Linked DNA regions of Homo sapiens: region 1 is linked to region 2. Evidence: chromatin contacts called from ENCODE Hi-C or POLR2A ChIA-PET data. All regions are on one chromosome and are shown on one strand. Each heading gives the region's core, a stretch centred on a gene start or an enhancer-like site at or near the end of the contact. The rest is flanking DNA. Distances are from core to core; before and after follow the strand shown. Region 1 overlaps CRACDL (CRACD like). Region 2 holds the start of COA5 (cytochrome c oxidase assembly factor 5).

What was found. Hi-C counts contacts between places; a loop is a spot of excess contacts on that map. ChIA-PET counts read pairs that join two places held with the same protein, here RNA polymerase II (POLR2A). Pooled maps may share reads with other maps.
Region 1: a pooled map shows a loop between it and region 2 (9-fold over the local background). The contact joins the enhancer-like site here to the promoter of COA5 in region 2. A Hi-C loop is called at or near these places in 1 of 50 pooled maps. POLR2A ChIA-PET finds 5 or more read pairs at or near these places in 3 of 52 experiments (HEK293T, MCF 10A and PC-3).

Annotation. Positions count from the first base shown.
Region 1 is chr2:98,907,837-98,911,121 of GRCh38, forward strand. The region is part of intron 1 of CRACDL (CRACD like); the gene reads right to left. Among named protein-coding and RNA genes, the nearest start is that of CRACDL, 27 kb to the right of the region's middle. RefSeq lists an enhancer at 1,824-2,323. Within about 2 kb of position 1,680, at least 10 of the 41 ENCODE cell types and tissues checked have a DNase peak (open chromatin) inside an H3K27ac peak, as active enhancers do; they include PC-3, where a contact is called at or near this core.
Region 2 is chr2:98,606,907-98,610,372 of GRCh38, forward strand. It overlaps COA5 (cytochrome c oxidase assembly factor 5), which reads right to left and starts at 1,606. Exons shown (of 3, transcript NM_001008215.3): 1 at 1,401-1,606. The coding sequence starts at 1,499. It overlaps UNC50 (unc-50 inner nuclear membrane RNA binding protein), which reads left to right and starts at 1,683. Exons shown (of 6, transcript NM_014044.7): 1 at 1,683-1,820; 2 at 2,850-3,133. The coding sequence starts at 2,854. RefSeq lists an enhancer at 758-1,747 and a silencer at 1,811-1,910.

The DNA of each region.
Region 1 (3,285 bases), core at 430-2,929, 300 kb after region 2:
AAAGGTGACTCTGGTTGCTGCATAGAAGAAACTGCCAGGTGAACTACATACACTAAGACCAGATGAAAAAGGGTGATGAGGGAGTATTTCTTGAAGCAGAAAACCTAATGTTTCTGCACGTGTTAAACATCTCTGCAAATTTTGCAAGGCATCAGGAGTAAAACGTGTACCTTCAATAAACCCATGGGAATAGAAGGCCAGTTTTCATCTCCGACGTCAGGTAGAACATGCAGTTTTGAAGCTGGAATGGGAGGATCTCACCTCATGGTTTTTCTGGCCCAGCCCAGCCACTCCGTAGCAGGAGCTGCCAGTACCCTGGAGCTCCTTTCATGTTCAAAGCTGTAACCAGTAGACGGACTGGCTGTCTCAACTGGGAGGCAAGCCACAAGAACAGAAGAGCCTAAATGTGTGGCCTAGAGAGAGCTCCGAGGTCACCCTCAGGTAGGGCATCTCTTCCAGACAATTCCAAAATCTCAGCTGTGGGACAGGAATGGGTCCCACACCGCCTCTCTTGCACATGCCATTCCATGTCAACCCTCCAGCAAAAGTTATTTACCTGGCAAATGCCTGCCCTGTCCCTGCAGTGAGTAGTCTGGCAGGGGAGAGGCTAGCCATCCTTCCTGGCCACACAGCTGGATGGCTCCACAGTTTCTCCCATCCCACAGCCTGTGGATAGCCTGTCGACCCAACAGCTTGGAAGTGAACAGAAAGATTTTATCAGCCCAAACAAAAACCCAAAGCCAAACTCACTCTATTGCTGCAAATGCCTATCAGGCAGATAAACTCCATTAAGGTCTGTCCCCTCCCTTCCCTGGTACAAGCTGCCACTTGCCCTGGACAACAGACCAAGGCTCGGGTTTCCAAGGTGGCTTACAGTCCAATGACCTTCCCCTCTCTGGTGTTGCCTCCATCAGTGGTGCAACGACATTCAGAGTCTACCGAAGGCTGGGACCTACACTTGGGAAGTGGAGTGAGCCTCACAATTTCCACTAAAAGTCCATCTGTACAGAAATAAATTTCATTCATACCTCATCTGTTTTCTCTCAGCCTAGCCAGAGTCCCTATATTTATTTGTATCAGTAAATTTGCACAGCCAGAATAATCCTAAAGGTTCAGAGGTCTACACACGGAAAAAGCCCACTGCCCCAAACTTGTCTTGCCCAGCCCCGTGTTTAAAAGCTTCATGCAAACACTGAGAGTACAGGATGTATAAATGCGTCCTGAGTTTAAGCCTCACACAGTGAATCAGCATCTCAGCAGCTCTGCTTCCTCTGAGACTCTGGGGAGGTTTCTTCAGTGAAAATTCAGAAGAGATTGGCAGAAAGCTGTCAAGCGATTGCTATGTATGGTTTCTCTGCACATCAGGAGATTCATGAGCCCTAGATAGCAACAGCAGATTCTTAACTGTCCCTTATGATATTTGCATTTGATTCCCAGTGCTTCTCAAGGGGAACTTATTTGTTCACAAAATTGCTTTCTTTATTTTGGTTCAACTTGCTTCTGGTTTACACATAAAAACTGCGATGTCACTGCTGTAACTTATAAGAAGGGGTGAGCAGGTTCAGGAAAACCCTTATTACAAATCTGAGAAAGCAGTTATGATTACGAGATAAGGATGCAATCCCAGGGGAGGTTCTAAATGTTTCCATGTAATCTGGACCCAAGCAACCGTCGTCAAACCACTGTTCATGAAATCTGTGGGTGCAAACAAATTGAGCTGTCAGGCTGCAGGACGCGAGCAAACACTGGCCAGGCAAATGGCATTTCCTCCCTCCAGCACATTTCTGCTGCTGACCCGCCTGCTCTAAGGCCCACTGAAACCTGACACCCAGACCAGCTGGCCTCTCCAGGGAACGGGCCTGGCACCAAACGCTCCATCTGTTAGCACACCTCAAGCCACCTGGCCACTTTGCTCTTTTTCCCTGGTTCCCTTACAGGCAGGAGAATCTTGTTCCTCTGCCACCTGTAAACTCACAGAGCCTGTCTCGAGGTACAAAGCCCATAAGTGAGAGTGGCAGAGGGCCAGCAGAGTAGCTACGGAAGCCAACAACAAAAGGAATGGGTAGCGGGGCTTGGGCCGCTTTCAAAAAGGGGAAACTTAATTCTGAAGCAGGAAATGGCTGCATTTTGCCCCGATTCCCACCCCTCCGGATTAGTACATCATGAGTAGTCAGTAACGCCATCTCTCCCACATCGCACTTTCCCTATAACTTGGCACCACTTCCCACCTCGGAAGGATGGCTCTGTCTCCTCCTCCAGCTGCTCCTACCTGCAGGAAGCCGATTTCAGAGACCTCTTACCAAGGGGGCTGTGAGCTGGGATGCACCCTCAGGCAGGACCTCCCACTTCCCCATTGAGAAGAGGAGACTGTCTCACCTCTGAAAACTAAGAAGCTCCTTGAGGCCAGGTGTGGTGGCTCACACCTGTAATCCCAGCACTTTGGGAGGCCAAGGCGGGTGAATCACCTGAGGCCAGGAGTTCGAGACCAGCCTGACCAACGTGGTGAAACCCCGTCTCTACTAAAAATACAAAAAATTAGCTGGGCATGGTGGTGCATGCCTGTAATCCCAGCTACTTGGGAGGCTGAAGCAGGAGAATCACTTGAACCTGGGAGGTGGAGGTTGCAGTGAGCCAAGATCACGTCACTACACTCCAGCCTGGGCAACACAGCAAGACTCTGTCTCAAAATAAATAAATAAATAAATAAATAAATAAATAAATAAATAAATAATGCTCCTTGTTTCCCAGCCACTGTTTTGAGGATCCCCCAAAACCAGAGTCTGCTCTGCTCACAATGACAACCGTTTCTACAAAAGAAGGAGGAGCCTCAAAGCCGAGAGAGTGGGAGTTGGAGTGTTCCCTCCCTCCACACCCACCTGCCATCAGAGCTCAGGGTTGCAGTTCACCAGGCCTAGCTCCATTCACCTGCTGGTGGCCTCGGCCAGGGTTTGCCCTGACAGGGCCCATTTCCTTTTCTGCAAAGTGGAGCCAATAATGTGGTGCCTCCTCTTACGGGTGACAGGAGGATTAAATGAGGCGATGTAAATAAGGTGTTGAGCTCAAGGTTGCAGGGAATTACCACTCAGTAAAAGAGGGGCTGTTCTGGGCTTAGCTTCCAGTGAGTTTGCTGGGCACAGAGAATCAGAAAGATCTAAGACACCTTTATTTTTAAAGGGAGGCTGAGAAGTTGTCAGCAGCACATCCTGGTAGGACAGTGCCAAGCATCGGGGGAGCAGCAGGCACCTGGGTGAGGTGCCGAACTGAGAGGTGAGAGACCCCCACGCC
Region 2 (3,466 bases), core at 356-2,855:
CCTCTGCACTTGCTGTTCTTTCAGATTTTCCCCACAACCACAACAGTTCCCACTCCTTTACTTGATAAACTACTACTCAACTTTTAAGACTCAGCTCAAATGTCATCTCAGAAGATTCCAAATTCTGAAGCAAAATCAGACGCTCTCCCTTGGGCTAACGCATTTTTCTCCTCAAGATCTAGTCATTAAACACATGTTTAATAAATGCTTACAGTCTTATGGCAGGAATTTAGACCCTTAGATGTCTATTTCTCCCATGACACCAAGCTTACATGGGTAGTGACTGTTACTGATTCATCTTCGTTATCACCAGTGTCAGGTACCATGCCTGCCACTTAAGAGGCATTTACCAGGAGCTGGCTGAACGGCAGCACCAGTGAGTAAGGGGCAGAAGGGACACAGCCCTGGACAGGGGAGCCTGAAAACAACGGTACTTCAGTTTCCTCATTTATATAAGGAAGTTGGGCGAGATAATCTCTTAAATTTATAATAACTCAAGTTTTACTAGACATTGGGAGGCGAGAATGGCTGACTGCTAAAATCAGTGAACCAAACAAATTGTGACTCGGTAGAAACACTGGTACAGTCTTACAGTGGATGTCCATTTGGGGGTAATCTTTTCTCTGAAATAACAGCAACTTTCTGAAACTACATCCCCCAATGCAAAGACAATTGCACACAATTGAATGCCCTCTCGTCGGGCCTCTGCAATTGGAAAAGGCACTTGTGCTTTACTTGAGCTCTAATCCAGAACTCAGGTCCACTGTGAACCTCACTACATGTTTCAGTGCATTCCAAGAGGGTGCTGAGGAGACCTGTGTCTGTAGCCGGGGAGTGAAGGAAGAGTGTAGGGGAAGCAAGATACGAAATCGTGAAAATATGGAGTTGCCTTATTTTTACAACTTAACATCCAAGAATGCAGAGAACTGTAACTCAGAAACAAATTCACATCAACACAAGTCAAACTGAGCACACATTGTCACAACTGAACAGGCAGGAGACACTACTGGCCAGGGCAGTGTACCAGGTTTACGCAACTCTCTGGAATCATTAATTCTACAGATTATCATTTCTAGGCAGGCAAGAAACCTGGCTTATTCTCCTTTATGTCTCCAAAGCCTAGTAGAGTGCTAGCATTCAATAAAGGCTTCGTGAACTGAAATGGGTTAACCTTTACAAAAACCCGACAGGGTGCGTTTATCGTTATCTCCGATTTAACCCCACAGGGAACTGGGGCTCCGACAGCTCAGTGGATCTGCGCACGTTCAGTGAGCCCGAGCTGTGACCTACGCCCGGGATGGTTAACTCCAACCGCCGCCGCGGGCGACCCGCTGCCCTCCGCCGAGCCAGGCCTGCCTGGGACAGGGGTCGTCACCACCGGGAGCGCCCGGCCGCGCTACCTGGACCACACAGTCCGACTGCAGCAGACACGCGCCCAGGTCCTCCTTCAGGCCCGCGCACGCGCCGCCCTGCGGCTTGTCCTCATAATACTTAGGCATGACGGCGCTTCCCCTCCGATGCGGACGCGACTTTCTCCCACCGCAACACTTGCAACCGGGTCGGGAGCGAGCGAGGCCCCAGTCTCAGGGGACCGGAAGCCAGCGGCAACAACTTCCGGCGGGCCGCGGCGGTAGGGCCGAGGACTACGGGGGCCGAGAGGTGGCGCGTCCGCGGCGGAAGTCGGTTCCCGTGACGCGGCGCGCCCCAAGGGCCGGCTCCGTTGAGGGAAGGGAAGCCCGCCCGGTGGCGGCTGGGGTCGGCTGCTGGGAGGAGGTGGTGGGCTGGTTCGGACGTGGGTCGAGGCTGTAGCAGGACTCCAGGTGAGGCCTGAGGACCACTCTGCCCTCCCGCGGCCCGGGCTCGCGCCGGGGGCCATTTAATCCCGACAGCTTGCGGCCTGACGTCGCTGCGGCCTGGCAGTGACCATGTCGGCGTCCGGCCCCTCGGCCGGCGATAGAGTTGCGGCTAAAATGAAAGGACGCCCAGTTACATTTGCATCGTAGATAAAGAAAGAGCATTTAGTATAAGCATGTCCGAAATGTTGCGTGGGATGTAGGCATACTAAAACCTTATTCGTGGCCTGTCTGAAATCCAAATGGAGCTGGGTATTCTGTGTTTTTATTTGCTAAATCTGGCAGCCGTACCCGCGGCCCCGGGCAGGGAGGGAGCAGCTGGGCTCGGCCAGACCCTGCCGGCGTCTGGGGGGCCTGCGAAGTGGAGGGGAGACGGGCAGCCGGGCAGTGGCCGGCGTTCCCCGGAGCTCGGACCGGTTGGATTGGACTCCGACGCTACCGCTCCCTCTGCTGAACTATTCCGGATGTAAAACACTAGGGATCGGAGTTTTTCTTGGTTTTTTAATCTCATTCTAGTGACCGAGAAGCTTGCTGGCAGTGCGCTGATGGATCTGTGTGAATAGGCCATTTATTTGACCTCTTCAGTAACACTGTTCTAACCGGCTGAAACTGCTTTCTTAGGCATTTTCTTAAAAGCTTGGTGGTTAAGAGCACGGAATTTCGAGTCAGATTTCCAATCTTGGCTCTATCACTATCCTCGGAGTCATGGGGCAGTCACATCATCCCTGTCTCTGTAATGGTAGCTGCCCCTGGATAAGTGTTATTAGGTGATTCAGAAGGGTGGGCTGTTGCCCTTGCCTGAGGTTGCAGTCTGCGGTTCCCAAGCCCCAAGACCCGCCTCAGAACTAACTGCATTTGCTTTTGACTCCTGGCCTTTCTCTAGGGTTGGGAAGAACATGGAAAGTGACCTCCCTGCCAAATAACTCAGAAGAGGAGTGTCGGTAGCCAAATGTTTCTTCAGAATACGTGTAAAAGAAATGTTTTTCTTCCATCTAGGAAGATGTTACCGAGTACTTCAGTGAATTCCTTAGTGCAGGGGAACGGAGTCTTGAATTCCAGGGATGCGGCAAGACACACAGCCGGAGCGAAACGCTACAAATATCTGAGAAGGCTTTTCCGCTTTCGGCAAATGGACTTTGAATTTGCTGCCTGGCAGATGCTCTACCTGTTCACATCCCCACAGAGAGTTTACAGAAATTTTCATTATCGAAAACAGACGAAGGACCAGTGGGCCAGAGATGACCCTGCTTTCTTGGTCCTGTTAAGTATCTGGCTCTGTGGTAAGTGTGTTTATCTGAGATAGAATTGAACGCTGAGTGTTTCTGATTAGATTTTTTGTTATAAATGTGTTGTGGGTCAGAATCTGGAAATATTGGAAACTATTTCTCCTTTTTACTGAAGCCTCAAAAAATCTCACAGGAAAGAAAGTTGTAGTCTTGGTTCTACAGGTCCCAAGCAGATGCCAGAGTAAACTGTTACCCTAGGACATTGAAAAGCAGGGGACAAGATTCACTCCATATCTTTTTAAGTACTTGAATCGGTACCCAAATGTCAGCTGACTGTGAATAGGAATATGAAACTGGAAATTGCATTTCACAGGCAAATCCACAGTG